3 separate regions of the Homo sapiens genome follow, and all the other regions are linked to region 1. Evidence: read pairs that join two places in POLR2A ChIA-PET (ENCODE). Cell type or tissue: PC-3. All regions are shown on one strand. Links, peaks and the distances in the headings refer to the core of each region. The heading gives the core; the rest is flanking DNA.

Region 1 (2,500 bases), core at 1-2,500:
CTATATTACATATCTTGAAATCCCACCTATGGACAAGGGATGTTTTTAATCAAATTGCTGCTTCAGTAGATTGTGAGCTTTTTTAAGCTTGATTTTCTAATACTTAGACAATAGTACTTTCGTTGAACTAGACAAATTGAGTAGAATCTTTGTACTCTCAATTGCTTGCATAAGAGTACTAGGCAAAGAAAAGGCTAAATTTGCAAACCCAGCTTAGTCACCAAACCTAACTAGCTGTATAACCTTGACTAGGCTGGGGCCTGTGAAATAAAAAGTTTTAAATGGACTTCAGTTTTCTCGTGTCAGAAAAGGTTGGACTAATAACTTCCAAGGTCTTTTCCTATGCTAAGGTTTTATCAGTGTAATTATGAATTAGGTAAAGTTATAAATTTTATTGTCTGACTGTCCCACTAAGCTTTAAAGCCAGTTTAACCATCTGCTGGACATGACTGGTCTGCCATCCTCACTAAGTCAACCCGTTCCAAATAGAATCAGTCACCTCCCAAACCAACTACATCTCCTGATTTTCCTATTTCTGCAAAAGAGATTATTATTTTTTCAACTAACCAGATTCAGAGCCCCCAATCCAAGTCACTTTTTTGTCCCCCCTCATTCACCCCCCACCCACTCCTCGCCACAGTGTTCAAGTGATTCTCCTGCCTTAGCCTCCCGAGTAGCTGGAATTACAGGCATGCACCACCACACCTGCCTAATTTTTGTATTTTTAGTAGAAACGGGGTTTCGCCATGTTGACCAAGCTGGTTTCGAATTCCTGACCTCAAGTGATCTGCCTGCCTCAGCCTCCCAAAGTGCAGGAATTACAAGTGTGAGCCACCGCACTGGCCCAAGTCATTTTTAATTTCTTCCCAGTCTTCGGCCAATCCCATGGTCAGTTACAAAGTTCTATCAATTTCTTTTTGGTTCTTCTTCAATTCCTCCCAACCCCTGTCCATTATCCCTATCCTCATCTTGGTGTAGACCCAGGTATTCTCATAAAGTAGCCCTTAGCTCACCTTCCAAGTCTTCTTTTCCTAATCTATTATATGTCATTTCTAAATTATGACTCAGAGAACCTCCCAACACAAAGCAGCTTGACTTGCCAAAGCCTTTATTTGTTTGTCCCTCCTCTGCTTTTTCTTCCCCATTCCACGAATCCCTATGAATCTCCTTCTCCTAATAGACTCCACTCATTCTCTCAGAGGCACTCTGTTTATTCACACTGGAGCACTTAGGCGACCACCACTGGCATATTCATCCACACCATATTCATCCACACCTACACAATTGTTAGTGCCCAGGTTCAGTCCACATCCTCCATGTGGTTTTTTTTAACTTCCTCAGCCCACAAAGTTTCACCTGTGCTAATAGCCTACTTTATATGCCACTCTTGAGGCACTGCCAGGCACTGCTTTATCATATCCTGCCTTAAGTTGTTATATTTTGTAGAACAAAAAATGGAATTATAACAATCCTATGGTATTGCTGAAAGTTTAGAGGCCAGAGGAACAGTCATCTCTAATATTTTGATGTATTTCTTTCCAGACCTTTTTCATATGTATGTTTTCTGTTGTTATAATGAAAGTGGCTGGGCACTGTGACTCATGCCTGTAATCCCAGCACTTTAGGAGGCCAAGGCGGGTGGATTGCTTGAGCCCAGGAGTTCAAGACCGGCCTGTGCAACATGGCAAAACCCCATCACTAAACGAACAAACAAAAAAATTAGCTGGGCATGGTGGTGTGCACTTATAGACCCTGCCACTTGGAAGACTTGAAGCAGGAGGATCATCTGAGCCCAGAGGTCAAGGTTGCGGTGAGCTGAGATTGCACCACTGCATTCCAGCCTGGGCAATAGAGTGAGACCTGTTTGAAAACAAAACAGAAACCAAAAACAATAATGAAAGCATATATACAATTTTGCTTTTAATTTTCTTTCACCCAGTATATGAGAAAAAAAAGTATAACTGAGAATAATAAAGTGATACAGGGGGTGCCATGAGAGGACAGAGGGGAAACTAACCCTGTTGGAAGAGGAGCCTAAGAAGGAAAGGTGTCACAGCAGCTATTGTCAGAACTGAATTTCCAAGGACCTGCCAGAGGTAGCCAGAAGGAGGAGAGGGTGTGCAGAAGCGAGAGGCATGAAGCAGTATTGTCCATCTTCAAGAGTGCAGGTTGTTCACTGTGAGTGGCAAGGAACCGGGACATTATAGGTTTGGGTGCCAAGCCAAGCAACATGCATTTTATGTGCCAATGATGAGAAGCCACTGAATATGTTAATAGGTGCTTGGGCCAAACACATCAGTGAAATTGCTAACTTTGGATGACATATACTGCTCCTGTAGTTGTCTACTTGATATCCAACCTCCCCTTCTTTCCAGTAGAATCCTGATTTTGTTAAGGGTGTCAATGTGCCCAGTTAAAATGCTTAGCTCTCCAGACTTCCTCATGGTCTGAAGAGGCCATGTAACCCAGTTCTAGACAATTAGATATAAGCAGATGGGTG
Region 2 (8,295 bases), core at 2,569-5,068, 440 kb before region 1:
CAGGATTCCGGGCAGACCTGTGCAGAAGAACCCTTCCCAACTCACCAGCCACCTCTGGGGACCAAGGCATCCCATGACAGCAGCCCATGACAGGATCTCGTGACAGGATCCCTCAATTATTTCACTTTAACTGCATAGAAAATGCCAAGAGAGCAGGTCATATTTCCATTTCCATTTCAGTGCTGTCTGTTACCCTGACAGGTTACAGGCATACCTACCTATAAGAAAAGGTATGGCTGTCCACAGTGTGTTTACATATGTACACACACACACACACACACACACACACACACAAACGCTCCACTGTGCCCTTTGAAGAGGAAGGAGTCTGTGTAAATAATCTCAAATAGTAGATAGATGAGAAATATTTCGATAAGTTTTGTAATTTAAAAAAAGCATATGCAGTGCTAGGTAATGAAAAGATGCATATGGAATTAGATTTACCTTCTTGATGATGTTATTAGGATTATATTTAAATGAGTTAATTAAATGTTTGTTGAATGAATTACCAACTATAAGGAGAACTGACCCAGGCATAAAGCCACAGGCATGAAAGACACAATTTTCCACGGCTCATTCTTAGGCTGGTTAAAGCTCCCTGTGGGTGTATCCCATACATATACCTGCTTGTTCTTCTTTGCTGGCATTTTTAAACTGAAAACTCCCAGGCAGATATTAGAGGCCATATGCAAACTCCACATGCTACATACAACCTCACACCTCCCGTGAGAGCTTAATGAGCCATAATTTCACCCATCCATTTACGTGGCAAATATTTGCTGCATGTGTCTGTCCACCCACTCTGGTCTGGCACCCCAATTTTGATCCAAGGTTATGCATCTGGAGTTCACGTGCTTAGTCTTGTTATCTGATCTTCCGTTTTCCTCCCCGCGAGGAGCCAGGCCTGTGGCGAGTTCCTCGTCATTCTGGTCTGGCCCCTGGATCCTCTGCCATTTCAGGGCACCCTGGAAACACAGCGCTCCTGCCCTCTGATTCTGCAACTCTCCTACCTCGTTCTCAAAACTGAGAATGTCAGCAGCTCAGTAAGCAAGCAGGATCGGTTGTGCTGAAGACTTTTCCTAACAAACAGGCCCTTCTTAACCCCTGCACTGGGTAAGGGGGACAGAGCAGGGGACCTTTCCAATAAATACCCACTTGACCCTATCACAAAGACTGCTGCAGGGATTAAAAGGAGAGGCTCCAGAGTCACTGCCTGAGTTCAATGCCTCAGCTTCTCATGTATAAAATGGGGACTGATCCATCTGCCTCATGGGACTGAATGAGACATCCATATACAGCTTCTATCAGAACGCCCGATGCATCCACGCATGACAAGCCCCATAACATATACTAGCTATTAGTATTATCATCATTTTTACACTCCCATTTAAGCAAAAACAGAACAAAACATAAATATCACCCTGTGTCAGCCCTAATGACAATTTAATAGACAAAATTAACCCTCACAGAAGGCTGCGCATATTCTGCTAGCTTTGTCCAAAGTTCTGGGTAACATGATCAGTTGCACAGCAGGCAGAATTACATCTGGTTTACATATCTCAACTGAGCAGGGAAACATGATGTTTTTATTTAGTTAGGTTCAGACAAGAAATAGATACAAGGCTTATATTATATTGTGCCTAACACGGCCAGCACTTGACATCCACTGTGACGAAAACCTTACACAATCCAATTAATTTGGGGGTTGTGGGGAGGTTCTAGGAGGGGGACACACGGAGCCGCAGATGTGAATAACTGCTAGATCCAAGTGCTCCGCTTAGATGCTGGCCGCAGCCTACAGGCGAGACGCCACATGTCAGGCCCCGAAAGGTGGTGCAGACACTAACCAGGCACCCAGCTCATCTCAACTGCTCCCGGCGGCTTCTCAGAGCAGAAACCATGCTGCCCAGACTGGGAGGGAGAAGAGCAGCCTTGCAGCGTCTGCTTGGGCTCAGGCCTCTGCTCAGGGTTCCTGGGAGAGGCCAACGGGAAGCTGCTGGCCCTGCGCACTTGTCAGCAAGACCCGAGGCAGGAACCTGTTCAGGTGCTGAGCAGACACACGAGACAATGCATTTATTTGGGGCACACTCATTTTATCGTGGTAGATACCCTACGTGAAAGGAACCAGTACAGAGAAAGGACAAGGAAAGAAGCCAGCATTTATGAGGGCCAGCTGCATGCTGAGCACACACAGCTGCCTTGCAGGATGGGCACTGTTATCCCATTGCAGAGATGGAGAAGCCAAGGTCCCCCTGGACAGTGAGGTTATATCCAACTGTCCACCACCTGGGGGTAGGTTAAATATTGGGAGAGCCATACAATGGAATACCACGTAGCTACTTCAGGGGACACGACATTGCTAACACTTCCCCATACCTTTAAATATACATTAGGTGGGGAAAAAAAACAGTATGAATAATTCCATTATTTTAAAAATGTTCTATTGCATATATATTTATATGTTTTCTACTGTATATATGCATATATGTGTAAATAAAAGGAGGTAGAAAAATTAATCTTAAAAGAGGTATACTAAAATTTAACAGTGATTTTTCATATTTCTTTTTGCTTATGTGTATTTTCACATTAAAGAATGTATATTTGATATGTATTACTTGTCAAATTAAGACTTTTTAAGGGAAAGAAATAGGAACTAAAAAGCTGACTAGCCCAAGGTCACACAGCTTGTAACTGGTGGAGCCGAAGTTTGAACCCAATTGTATCTAGTGCCAAGACCTAAGCCATTTCTGTTCCACTACCACACCCTCTTCCAGAAAGCAGCTGCATTTGGAAGCAGAGGCTGCTACTAAAGTAAATCCGACAGGGCCAAGGGGTCTCTGCATTCCAGAGTAATAGTGGGGTTAACTGCAGAGTGCCTGGGAAAACCAGCTCTGTGCTGAGAAAGCATGGGCCTTGCTTGAGAACAGTTATTTCTAGCTCTTCGGGCGGAAGAGACCAATCTTCCGTAAGGTCCATTCATTACCTAGAAATAGAACTGCCTCTGCCAATCCACAGGGTAGAGAAGGTGCCTGCTTTGGAGGGACACCCTAACATGAGGCACGGGGGACCCAGCACTCCCAGTGCAGCAGACTGGACATGAGCAGCCAAACTATAAGTGGCATGCCATCCAAGGGACGAGGGTGACAGGAAAACAACAGGAAGCTCGTGTCCACCATATACAGCCCGGTGATGGCACCCACTGCCAAGCTCCCCCGGCTGTCTCCAGGCCCGTGCCCAGCAGCAGCTCACACAAGGGCACAGGCCAGGAGCCTTGACGGGCCAGAAGTCATGTGGACCCAGTGCTGGGGTGAACAGATCTGGGTTTGAATTCCAGCCTCTCTGCTTACTATGACCTTGGGAAAGTTACTGAACATCTACACGGGGCTCAGTTTGCTCACCCCTAAAATGGGAATAAAAATACCCCATAGGCTAATTTTTTCTAAAGACTCAACGCAGTCAGTGCCTCACTCACACAGGTCCTTACAACATGACCCTCACCCAGTGAATCTTGCTTAGCATGCAATAATCTAATCGTACACACTGCTCATTATATCACACTTTTCATTTTATTCTGCCTTCCAGGAAAATTTCTTGGGTGGGCACCTTACTTTACAGTTTACAGAAGGCTCACACAAAATCTCATGTTAGCCTCACAACGCTTTGATACCCACTTCACAGATGTGAGACCCGAGGCTCCCAGCTGAGTTCACAACACCCACAAGTAGCAGAGGAGTATCTCCAGGCCGCGGCTTCCTGGCCAACACATTTTCTTCAACTCCTGCTTTTGGGTTCCCTTCCAGACCACAGTCTGACTCACTCCTTCCTGACATGAAACCCGAAGTGTCCTTTCTCCAAAGTTAGAACAAGTAGTTACTGTATCTCTCCGACAAGCAAACATTCTTTCAGCAAACATTGTTTTTGTTTTTTAGAGATGGGGTCTTGCTGGCATTGCCCAGGCTGGAATGCAGTGGCTATTCACAGGCACGACTGTTACACACGGCAGCCTGGAGCTCCTGGGCTCAAGCGGTCCTCTTGCCTCAGCCTCCCAAGTAGCTGGGACTATAGGTTCAAGCCACCACACCTGGCTTTCAGTGAACACTGAATACACACTCTCCTATGGGTGGCCCCATGCCAGGCTCTGAGGAATGGAGAAGGAGTGAAGCCAGCTTCTGTCCTTGAAGTGCCCCTCAGTGGCTTGGATGCAGTGTGACATCCCCTGCCTCTGCTCTGTCTCTGCCATTGAAGCAGAGGGGACAGTGAGCAGTCAGCTGGCCATAAGAGACTCTGCTACAAATGTCTGGGGGGCAGGCTCACCTCACACCCACCCCCACTAAAGAGCATCTTATGATCCTGGACTCACGGGCTCAAACGATCCTCTCACCTCGGCCTCCCAAAGTAGTGGGATGACAAGCGTGAGCCGCCACACCCAGCTATTTAAGAGCATCTTATGAAAGGGCTCCTCTGACCCATAAACCTGAGCTGCTTCTCACCAAGGCAATCTTCCCCCACCCACCGCTGCAGTGAGTTTAATGTCCCTGCCAAATTCATGTCCACCAAGGACCTTAGAATGTGATCTGATTTGGAAGCAGGGTTCTTACAGATGTAATTGGTTAAAGATGTCGAGACAGAATCATCCTGGATTTGAGGTAGGCACTGAAATCAATGGCTTCTGTCCTCATGAAGACACAGAAAGACACACACAGGGAAGGTGGTCATGGGACGTGGAGGCAGAGACTGGAGTGAGGCAGCTGCAAGTCAAGGAACACCAAGGGTGGCTGGAGCCCACAAGAAGCCAGAAGAGGAAGGGGGGATTTTTCCCTAGGGCCTTCAGAGGGAGCGGGGCCCTGCAGATACCTGGATTACACACTTCTGTCTTCCAAAACCTTCAGAGAATACATTTCTATTGTTTTGAGCCACCAAGTTTGGGGTCATTTGTTACAGCAGCCCTGGGAAACTAATACACCCCTTTCTTAAAATTGTCTCTGTTCAGCGAGGCAGAGGAGGCACAGCCTGGGGCCGCCACTGGGGTGCAACTAGCCCTTCCCACTGCGATGGTACAGGCACCGGGTAAGGTGGAGCCTAGGCTGTCCCTTGTGCAAAGCCGAACTTTGGAGTGTGCACACACACACACGTACACACCCACTCACACCCATTCCAGACTTCTAAGAATGACGTGCTGCCAACAAAGGCTGGAACTCTGTCTCTGAACAGGCCAACTCTGTCGGCTCCCGGGAGAGGTTTTCTTGTGGTTTGGGTTGAGGTTTCTTTGCTTTCTGGCACCGGTAAACTGCAGCGTGAACTATCTCACCAAATTTGGCCAGCCTGAAGTTGAGGCGCTCTTCATCCCTGCTGCCTGAGTACACGTGGCACCCTGAGGGTGCTAGTGAGAAGTGCTGGCTTGCTGGCCTGGCAGGACACCCCAACCCGGGAGGATTCGACTGGACGTTCGCAGCATTTTTCTCCCTGCCTTCTTGGCTGGGCGCTGCTGCTGGCTGGACCTGGAGTCCTGTCTCCCTCCTGGCTCTCCTTAAACACTCAAGGGTACTTTTATTCAAAGGCCTTTTAAGTGTTAATAACATAGAACATAAAGCTGCTCAGGCGGGGTGGTGGCTTACACCTGTAATCCCAGCAGTTTGGGAGGCCAAGGCAGGTGGTTCAACTGAGGTCAGAAGTTCGAGACCAGCCTGGCCAACATGGTGAAACCCCATCTCTACTAAAAATACAAAAATTAGCCGGGTATGGTGGCACACCTATAGTCCCAGCTACTCAGGAGGCTAAGGCAGGAGAATCGCTCGAACCCAGGAGGTAGAGGTTGCAGTGAACTAAAATCTCACCACTGCATCAGCCTGGGTGACAGAGCAAGACTCCATCTAAAAATAATTAATAATAAATAAATAAAAATAAATAAAACTGCTCCCCAGTGCAAGTCTTTCCCTTTCCCCTGCTGGGTGGGGGAGCTGCTAACACTGACCTTGACCTTCCTGTGTTGAGCGGCCACCTCCAGCGCTGGCAGATGGCATGGCCGGGCAGTGTGTGTCATTAGCCACAGGTGGTCTGGGAGTGTCTTCTCATCCTGGCTTTGTCACCAGTTGACTTGGAAACTCCCCTCCCCTCGAAGATCCTCACTTGCTAAAGGAGGGGTAGGTAGGGCAAGACGCTTTCTTGGATCCTCTCTTGAGTGACTTTCCAAGGTGACAGACTCCCTTCTGTGCCATGGAGAAGGATGCTTGTTTCCTACTCATTCCTACTACACTTGATTGGTGCTGCCACGCCCTCGGCTCTGCAGGATGCAGGAAATGGTAAGAAAACCCAGCATGCGGCCCCGTAAGGGAGACGCAATGACAGCAGGAGAAACCAAGTCCCTCTGGGAGGGGCCATGGAACAGACACGGCCATCACCAAGTGAGGCGCCAGCTGGAGGAGGCAGAGAGAGGAGTCTGAAGGGTGGCCAGGAGTGAGCCAGGCAAGAAGGGCAGGGGGAAGGAGGGGGCCTGAGAAGATGCTGGGGTGGGGGGCGGCTGTGGGGGTGCAGGGAAGGCAGTTGGGTTGGGGTGAGATGGTGAAGGGAGTTTGGACTCCTTCCTGGAGGCCGCCGAGAGCTGGGAGGCGCACACGCAGAGGAGTGCCACGCTCCAGTACTTTCCATAGGAAGCGTCTTCTGGAAGCGTGGGGTATTCCGGGGCCACTCAAACTCACATTTTCAGCTGACTCAGATAATCTTGCCAGCAGTTTTTCCACTGTCATTTCAATTAAAAAATACCGGGGGCCTGTCTCTCCTCCCTGGCTGCCCTTGGGGTAATCATCAGCAGTACTGGGCATACAGGACTCAAGTCTGGGCCCAGGGCTCTGGAGCTGTGTCGCCCTCCAGCTTTGGAAGCCCAGGCATGGGCCTTGGGGGTCAACACTCTTAGTCTGAAAGCTCTGCCACCGCCCTGCTGCTGCATCTTGAGTCCGTGACTTACACCTCTTGGAGACTCAGCATCCCCACCTCTACAATGGGCTCAATATCGACCACCAGCACTGGTGCATCACAAATTGGAAAATAAGCTAATAGATGTAAAAATACCTAGCACAGTGCCTGGCTTAAAACAAAATGCTGCACACACGTAAGCATCTCTTTTTTATGTTACAAATTTGGGGTAGGAACTGAGAAGAGCCGTGGAGGAGCACAGGCAGGGGTGGGGGAGAGGCCGTGCAGAGGAGCAGCTGAGGCGTGGGTGGACGGCGGGTGGTGGGTGCTATGCTGTGAATGTTGGAGTTTTTGTGAGTTTGTCTACACAACCACTAAATTTTCCTGCAGCTCAAATCCCAGAAGCAGGAACGCTCATGCTGGCAAACGCAGACTCGGTGTGGGCTTGGGCAACAGCCTGACGTAAGTGGATCTGGCAAGGCCGCAAGAGCTTTGGCAGCCGAGCCCCTGGCGCAGAAGCATCCTCATCAACACAGTGTTGACGGCGCTCCCGGGCCTCTGGCTCATCCCTGTTTCTTAGCAACTGCCCTATTTTGGGGGAACACTGAGTGCCACAGGGAAGCTGGCCTGGAAGCACGTGCAAGACAGGCAGCACCTTCAGTCAACACGCAGCCCCCTGCTCCCAGCAGCCTGGTCCCCTGATACCAGCTGCCATCTCCCGGCACAATGTGACCAGATTGGAAGACCTCCATGAGGCGGTTCAGCCACTCCACAGGTCTCTAAGCAGCTTCCAGGACCCAAGCTTGTGAGAGAGGCCCTGGTCATCCCCTGCGCCCCCAGGCAATAGCCCATTGCCATCTGTTATGCTTCCAACCATCTGAATAGCTGCTATGGTAGGAAAGAAAGACACTTAACAAAACACACCAGGCCCTCAACACTCACACCCAGGGCCGGGCACAGAGGGCCCCCTCGATCGATAAAACACCCCAAAGGGAGTCCAGGTCTTCCCTAACATTCCATGACCAACAGAGGTGTTCTAGAAAGTTCTGGGATATGAATGCCTGCTGGATGTTTGTTCCTTCTCCACTTTGACAACATCATTTTATCTTTGCAAAATTTATTTTGGAGGAATTAAAGAATTCCACCAGGGCCAGGTTTCTTGGGAGAGGCAGTTGATCTCAGATATGTATTATTAATACTAACATTTTCTTGTCGTGATTGCACGCCCAATTTAAAATGAATTATCCAATTAAGTTAAGAAGGTGATGCGTTCTAATTCCAGGAATAGGTTGCCAATGACTTTGTCTTGACTGTTCTCCCCGAAATCCCTTCCAATTAAGTAAAGATTGTTCAGTACATCGTGAGGCTAAGCCAAGAGGTTGCTGT
Region 3 (8,295 bases), core at 2,335-4,834, 1.4 Mb after region 1:
CTCCAGATCTGTTCTTTGTGCTTAGTATTGCTTTGCAGGCCCTTTTTTGGTTTCATATGAATTTTAGGATTTTTTTTCTAGATCTGTGAAGAACGATGGTGGTATTTTGATGGGAATTGCATTGAATTTGTAGATTGCTCTTGGCAGTATGGTCATTTTCACAATATTGATTCTACCCATCCATGCGCATGGGATATATTTCCATTTGTGTCATCTGTGATTTCTTTCAGCTTTTTTTTTTTGTAGTTTTCCTTGTAGAGGTCTTTTCGCCTCCTTGGTTAGGTATATTCCTAAGTATTTTATTTTATTTTTTGCAGCTATTGTAAAAGGGGTTGAGTTCTTGATTTGGTTCTCAGCTTGGTGGCTGTTGGTATACAGCAGAGCTACTCATCTGTGTACATCAATTTTGTATCCTAAAACTTTGCCGAATTCATTTACCAGTTATAGGAGCTTTTTGGATGAGTTTTTAGGGTTTTCTAGGTATATGATCATATCATCAGCAAACTGCAACACTTTGACTTCATCTTTACCACTTTGGATGCTCTTGATTTCTTTCTCTTGTCTGATTGTTCTGGCTAGGACTTCCAGTAGTGTGTTGAATAGAAGTGGTGAAAGTGGACATCCTTGTCTTGTTCTAGTTCTCAGGGGGAATGCTTTAAACTTTTCTCTGTTCAGTGTAATGTTGGCTGTGGGTTTGTCATAGAGGGCTTTTATTATCTTAAGGTATGTCCCTTCTATGCCGATGTTGCAGACGGTTTTAATCATAAAGGGATCTGAATTTTGTCATGCTTTTTCTGCGTCTGTTGAGATGATGTGGTTTTTGTTTTTAATTCTGTTTATATGGTGTATTACATTTATTGACTTCCATTTGTTAAGCCAACCCTGCATCCCTGGTATAAAACCCACTTGTTCATGGTGTATTTTCTTTTTGACATGCTGTTGGACTTGGTTAGCTAGTATTTTGTTGAGGATTTTTGCATCTATGTTCATCAGGGATATTGGTGTGTGGTTTTCTTTTTTTGTTATGTCCTTTCCTGGTTTTGCTATTAGGATAATACTGGCTTCATAGAATGATTTAGGGAGGATTCCCTCTTTTTCTGTGTTTTGGAATAGCTTCAGTAGGATTCATACCAATTCTTCTTTGAATGTCTGATAGAATTCAGCTGTGAATCCATCAGGTCCTGGACTTTTTTTTTTTTTGTTGGCATTTTTTTTGTTTATTACTGTTTCAATCTTGCTACTTGTTATTGACCTGTTCAGTTTGTTTCTATTTCTTCCTAGTTTAATCTAGGAGGGTTGTATCTTTTCAGGAATTTATCCATCTCCTCTAGGTTTTCTAGTTTGTGTGCATAAAGATGTTCATAGTAGCCATACAAAAGCACAATCTTTTGTATTTCTGTGGTATCACTTTTGATATCTCCTATTTTGTTTCTAATTGAGCTGTTTGGATCTACTCTCTTCTCTTGATAATCTCGCTAATGGTCTGTCGATTTTGTCTTTTCAAAGAGCCAGCTTTTTGTCTAATTTATCTTTTGTATTTTGTTGTTGTTCTTGTTGTTGTGTTTCAATTTCATTTAGTTCTGATCTTTGTTATTTCTTTTCTTCTGCTGGGTTTTGGTTTGGTCTGTTCTTGTTTCTCTAATTCTGTGAGTTGTGAGGTTAGATAATCTATTTGTGCTTTTTCAGAATTTTTGTTGTAGACAGTGATTGCTATGAACTTTCCTCTTAGCACCACTGTTTTTGCTGTATTGCAGAGGGTTGATAGGTTGTGTCACTGTTATCGTTCAGTTCAAAGAATTTTAAAATTTCCATCTTGATTTCATTGTTGACCCAGAGGTCATTCAGGAGCAGGTTTAAATTTCCATATATTTGTATAGTTTTGAAGCTTCCTTTGGAGTTAATTTCTAGTTTTATTCTGCTGTGATCTTAGAGAATATTTGATATAATTTTGATTTTCTTAAATTTATTGAGACTTGTTTTGTGGTCTATCTTGGAGAATGTTCCATGTGTTGATGAAAAGAATATATTCTGCAATTGTTGGGTAGAATGTTCTGTAAATATCTGTTAAGTCCATTTGTTTTAGGGTATAGTCTGTTGTTTCCTTGTTGACTTTCTGTCTTAATGACTTGTCTAGTGCTGTTAGTGGAGTATTGAAGTCTCTCACTGTTTTGTTGCCATGTATCTCATTTCTTAGGTCTAGTAGTAATTGTTTTATAAATTTCGGAGCTCCAGTGTTAGGTGCATATGTTTTTGGGATTGTGATATTTTCCTGTTGGACTAATCCTTTTATCATTATATAATGTCTATCTTTGCCTTTTTAAACTGATGTTGCTTTAAAGTTTGTTTTGTCTGATATAAGAATAGCTGTTCCTGCTCACGTTTGGTTTCCATTTGCGTGGAATATCTTTTTCCACCCCTTTACCTTATAAGTTTATATGAGTCCTTATGTATTAGGTGAGTCTCTTGAAGGCAGCAGATACTTGGTAGATTTTTATCCATTCTGCTGTTCTGCATCTTTTTTTTTTTTCTTTTTTTTAATTGGGACAGTCTCACTCAGTCACCCAGGCTAGAGTGCAATGACATGATCTCGGCTCACTGCAACCTCTGCTCCCTGGGTTCAAGCGATTCTCGTGCCTCTGCCTCCCGAGTAGCTGGGTTTACAGGCACCTGCCACCATGCCTGGGTAATTTTTTTGTATTTTTAGTAGAGATGGGCTTTTGCCGTGTTGGCCAGGCTGGTCTTGAACTCCTGACCTCAGGTGATCTGCCCACCTTGGCCTCCCAAAGTGCTGGGATTACAGGTGTGAGCCACTGTGCTGGCCTCTGTATCTTTTCAGTGGAACATTTAGGCAATTTACATTCAACATCAGTATTGAGATGTGAGATACTATTTTATTCATCATACTAGTTGCTGCCTAATTACCTTTTTTTGTTTGCATTGTGTTATTGTTCTGTAGGTCTTGTGAGATTTATGCTTTAAGAAAGGTTCTATTTTGATGTTTTGAGATTGTTTCAAGAGTCAGAACTCCTTTTAGCAGTTCTTGTAGTGCTGGCTTGGCAGTGGTGAATTCTCTGAGCATTCGTTTGTATGAAAAAGACTCTATTGCTCTTTCATTATAAAATTTAGTTTTGCTAGATATGGAATTATTGGCTGATAATTTTTTGTTTAAAGAGACTGAAGATAGGACCCAATTCCTTCTAGCTTGTAGGGTTTCTGCTGAGAAATCTGCTGTTAATCTGTTAGGTTTTCCTTTGTAGGTTACCTAATGCTTTTGCCTCACAGCTGTTAAGATTCTTTTCTTTGTCTTGACTTTAGATAACCTGATGACTGTGTGCCTAGGTGATCTTTTTGTGATGAATTTCCTGGGTGTTCTTTGAGCTTCTTGTATTTGTTTGTGTGTGTGTATGTGTTTTAGACCAAGTCTTGCCCTGTTGCCCAGGCTGGAGTGCAGTGGCACGATCTTGGCTCATTGCAGCCTCCACCTGCCAGGTTCAGGTGATTGTCCTGCCTCAGCCTCCTAGTAGCTGGGACTACAGGCCCACACCACCATGCCTAGGTAATTTTTTTTTTTTTTTAGTTTAGTTGGGGTTTCACCATTTTGGCCAGGCTGGTCTCAAACTCCTGACCTTGAGTGATCCTCCTGCCTTGGCCTCCCGAAGTGCTGGATTACAGGCATGAGCCACCACGCCTGGCCAAGCTGCTTGTATTTGGATGTCTAGATATCTATCAAAACCGGGGAAGTTTTCCTCAATTATTCCCTCAAATAGTTTCCTAAACTTTTGGATTTCTCTTCTTCCTTAGGGACAGCAATTATTCTTATGTTGGGTCTTTTAACGTCCCAAGTTTCTTGGAGGCTTTATTCATTTTCTAAAATAATTTTTTCTTCTCTTTTCTTTTCTTTTTCTTTCCTTCTTTCTTTTTTTTTTTTTTGAGATGGAGTCTCCCCCTGTTGCCCAGGCTGGAGTGCAATGGCGTGATCTTGGCTCACTGCAACCTCCTCCGGGTTCAAGTGATTCTCCTGCCTCAGCCTCCCGAGTAGCTGGGACTACAGGTGCACGCCACTGTGCCTGGCTAATTTTTGTATTTTTAGTGGAGATGGGATTTCACCATGTTAGCCAGGATGGTCTTGATCTCCTGACCTTGTGGTCCACCTGCCTCAGCCTCCTGAGGTGCTGGGATTATAAGCTGAGCCACTGCTCCCAGCCAAAATTATTTTTTCTTTGTCTTTGTCAGATTGGGTTAATTCGAGAGCCCTGTCTTTGGGCTCTAAAATTCTTCTACTTGTTCAGTTCTGTTGTTGGAACTTTTCAGTGCATTTTGCATTTCTCTAAGTGTGTATTTAATTTCCAGAAGTTGTGGTTGTCTTTTTTTTATGATGTATATTTCTCTGGAGACTTTTTCATCCATATCCTGTTTTTTATTTTTTTTTTTATTTGTTCAAGTTGTTTTTCACTTTTCTCTAGTGCCCCCTTGAGTAGCTTAATAATCAACCTTCCAAATTCTTTATCTGGCAATTCAGAGATTTGTTCTTGTTTTGGATCCATTGCTGGAGAGCTAGTGTGATCTTTTGGGGGTGTTATCAAACTTCGTTTTGCCATATTACCAGAATTACTTTCCTGGTTCCTTTTTATTTGTATGTTTCAGTGGAAAGATCTAGAACTGAAGGACTGCTGTTCAGATTTTTTTTTTTTGTCCCACAGGGTGATTCCTTGATGTGGAGTCACCCCCTTCCCCTAGGGATGGGGCTTCCTAGGAGCCAGACTGAGGTGATTGTTATTACCGTTCTGGGTCTAGCCACCCAGCAGGGTTACTGGGCTCCAGGCTGGTGCTGGCGAATGTCTGCAAGTTGTCTTGTGATATAATCTGTCTTCAGGTCTCCCAGCTGTGGATACCAGCACCTGCTGTAGTGGAGGTGGCAGGAGAGTGAATGCTGGTTAGGCTAGCGGTTGAAGTTGTCATGTGGACAGACTCAGGACCTCTGATTAGCCAGGGAGTTGCAGGCAGTTGAATTAGCTGCTGTTTTCTCCGTTGGAACAGAGTTGTTCTGTTAGGAGTTGCTGAAATGGCTTGAGTTGGTTGGCCTCCAGTCAGGAAGTGGCAATTTCAAGAGAGGAGCAGCTGCGGTAGTAGAAGGGGGATATAATCTTGCCCTGCATTGGCAGGATAAGTACTGGGGTTTCTCAGATGATGGACAGGCCCATAGAGCTCCCGAGAGTTCATGTCTTTTGTCTTTGGAGTTTTTTGGCTGTCTTGTGGCATTTGCAGCAGTAAACTGCTTTTTTCAAAGGGTCTGTCTCTCTGTTTTTTTGTGGACAGTCATGCAGAAGTATCGTTAGAGGACAAATGGGTATGCTCTAGCAGTAACAAACTGGGGGAAACTTAGTAAGTCCTGTTTGTTCAGATTCCTCTTTGTGTCTTCTCTCCTACAGGTATAGGGAGGACACCTCTGGATTGAGGATCTTATGACCTACTTTAGAGGAAGGTGAGATAAACCTTCTTGCTTCTGCTTTTTTCTCAAATGCCAAGGTGCCATATTTTGGGTAGTCTGTCTTAAATCCCATCTTTGAGCTTCTGTTATAGAGAGAACATGTAAGTAGAGGGGGATTCATAAGCAGAGAGAGGTTAGGAACTAGGGTGCAAATTTCAGTGTCATTCAGATAAAGTAATAGATGAAGCTTTGAGAGGTGCAGCTTGACTTTTCTTACAAGATGGGAATAAGGGACCAGAGAATAAGGAAGAGTATTTAATAATTTCAGTTCAAGTGAAGGGACTAGTATAATGCTTTATACAGGTTGAGGATCCCTAATCCCATAATCCAGAATGCTCTGAAATCTGAAACTTTTTGAACACCAACATGACACCGTGTGGAAAATTTCAAACCTGACCTCATGTGATGGGTTGCAGTCAAAATGCAGGCATACAACACGCAGTTTATTAAGCACCTTCAAGGGAAAAATAAAATTACCTTCAGGCTATGTGTATGTATAAGGTATATATGGAACATAAATGAATTTTATGTTTAGACTTGCGTCCCATCCCCAAGATACTCATTATGTACATGCAAATATTCTAAAATCTGAAAAAATTCAAAATCTGAAATCCTTCTGGTCCCAGGCATTTTACATAAGGGATATTCAACTTGTATTTACAGTTAGTAAAGTGCTTTTGCCTACCTAATATTGTGACATTTTTAAAAGTTTGATTTTTCAACCTTAACTTTTCAAATGTATTATTATACTTGTACACATTAACTCATTACTATGGTTTTGAGCTTTCCTATTTTCTAAACCGGTTTTCTTACGTCTCTGCTGTAAAAAATATTTTCTAAGATAATTTGTATAACTTGAAAAGTCTTACCACAAGGTGTCATTGTAACCTATAAAAAGAATTTCCATGTAAACATTTGCGTTATCATTTGTACAATTTTTACATTTTTTTGTGTATAAACATTTTTTTGTTTCATATCTCTTATTTTTTAGTTGTATCCTAATAGATTGTGTATCTCTTGTATTAAAGGAAAAAATAAAATAGCTCATGTTCTTGAGTTCTCATATTTTTGCACAAACATATGCTTTCCACCCACAAATTCTTTAAGAGTGTGTTGCTATAGAGATGATTTGTTTGAAGGAAAGAATGAGGAGGAGTAGCAGCAGGTGGACATTTAAGGAACAAAATCCTTATTTTATGTCTTTGTTCCCGACAGAGCCAGCTTTAGAGTTTGCCCCTCTGCTTATGAAATCCCTATGGAAAAAAGGTAGTTATTCTGAGTGTTTTACAGTGATGGTATTTGCAGTTTACTAAGATTCATTTGCCAAAGGTCAGTGTACAGGATTCCTCATTCTTATGTAGGATTAGTGCTTGAAGTAATTGTAATCTTTGAAACAACCTTTCTTTCACTTTAACTGGATTCCATTTTAGTGTTTATTCTTTGCTTTCCTATCTTGGTTTCCTGATAGGCCTTTTAACTAGTGACATTAAAATACTTTTTGCTGGGGGATGGGTATAGGTATCTAATTATTAACTCCTGCTCTTGCTGCCCCCAAATTAATTTTCTTTTCTTTTCTTTTTTTTTTTTGAGACAGGGTCTCACCTCGTCACCCAGGCTGGAGTGCAGTGGTGCGATCTTGGCTCACTGCAGCCTCGACCCTCCTGGGCTCAAGCGATCTTCCCACCTCAGCCACCTGAGTAGCTGGGACCATAGGCACATGCTACCACACCGGGCTAATTTTTGTATTTTTCTTAGAAACAGGCTTTCACCATGTTGCCCAGGCTGTTCTTGAACTCCTGAGCTCAAGGCATCTGCCTGCCTTGACCTCCTAAAGTGCTAGGATTATAGGTATGAGCCACTGCGCCTGGCTTCAAATTAATTTTCAAGATTATTGACTACCTGCTGCTACTGTCTTAGTTAAGGCCCTCATTATTACTTTCCTGGACCTTTGATCTCCTTTTCTTTTTCTCTTTCTTCTATTCTTCCTCCTCAAATCTATCCTCTGCAAATAAACGACTTATTTTTCTGAAATGTAAATGTGAGTCTACCCCGTAATGTCTTCTATCCATCTAAAAGTTTAAAATCTTTCACTGGCTCTCCAAGACCATGGAATAAATTCCAGTCTTCTGCATGTGGCCTTCTAGGCCCTACCTTACCTCCCCAGGGTGTTCTCCTCTCCTCTGCCCTCCACCACTAATGTTCTTCTCCTTAATCTCCATTATTTTGCACTTGATGTTTCTTCCTTGCATCCCTTTGTTAATTTTAGCTGCTGCTTTGTGAAGTTTTCCCTGGCAGCTTCACTAGCAGAATTAGGGTTCTCTCCCTTGTCCATTCATACTACTGGTAAATATGTTATAATATTTTATAATTTTTTTGAAGTTCCTCTCTTTTTAAATTGGCACATAGTTTACATATTTATGAGGTACATGTGTATTTGTTACATGCATAGAATGTGTAATGATCAAGTCAGGGTACTTGGGGTATTCATCACCTTGAGTATTTATCATTTATGTTGGGAACATTTAAAGTCCTCTCTTGTAGCTACTTTGAAATATATATGATTCAAATTAATTATTAACTGTACTCTGCTCTGCGACATTAGAACTTGTATTGTCTATCTAACTGGATATCTGTATTCATTAAGCAACCTCCCTTTATCCCACCTTCCCCCACACACATACTTCCTGGCCTTTGATATCATTTTATTCTCTACCTCCATGAGATCAACTTTTTTTAAGCTCCCACATGAGTACATGTGATATTTGTCTTTTTGTGCCTGGCTTATTTCACTTATTGTAATGATCTCC

The links. Peaks named below come from ENCODE experiments on the same cell type or tissue, not always from the same donor. Only the 100,000 strongest peaks of a DNase experiment are listed, where the experiment ranks them.
Region 2: POLR2A ChIA-PET joins it to region 1 with 15 read pairs; 1 of 35 experiments calls an interaction of 5 or more read pairs at or near these places.
Region 3: POLR2A ChIA-PET joins it to region 1 with 6 read pairs; 2 of 35 experiments call an interaction of 5 or more read pairs at or near these places.

The regions. Positions count from the first base shown.
Region 1 is chr12:95,795,722-95,798,221 of GRCh38, reverse strand. The region is part of intron 2 of SNRPF-DT (SNRPF divergent transcript); the gene reads left to right. Among named protein-coding and RNA genes, the nearest start is that of LINC02410, 6.1 kb to the left of the region's middle. In PC-3, for the core only: no CTCF peak of the experiment used is centred there; a DNase peak (open chromatin) is centred at 1,141; H3K4me3 peaks cover 326 bases; H3K27ac peaks cover 2,500 bases.
Region 2 is chr12:96,233,426-96,241,720 of GRCh38, reverse strand. The region is part of intron 2 of ELK3 (ETS transcription factor ELK3); the gene reads right to left. It overlaps LOC124902991 (a long non-coding RNA gene), which reads left to right and starts at 6,125. Exons shown (of 2, transcript XR_007063414.1): 1 at 6,125-6,299; 2 at 7,300-8,295. RefSeq lists enhancers at 3,189-3,689, 5,731-6,715. In PC-3, for the core only: no CTCF peak of the experiment used is centred there; a DNase peak (open chromatin) is centred at 3,800; H3K4me3 peaks cover 633 bases; H3K27ac peaks cover 1,804 bases.
Region 3 is chr12:94,432,462-94,440,756 of GRCh38, reverse strand. CEP83 (centrosomal protein 83) reads left to right here. Exons shown (of 17, transcript NM_016122.3): 2 at 5,430-5,482. Among named protein-coding and RNA genes, the nearest start is that of CEP83, 23 kb to the left of the region's middle. RefSeq lists an enhancer at 5,204-5,253. In PC-3, for the core only: no CTCF peak of the experiment used is centred there; no DNase peak of the experiment used is centred there.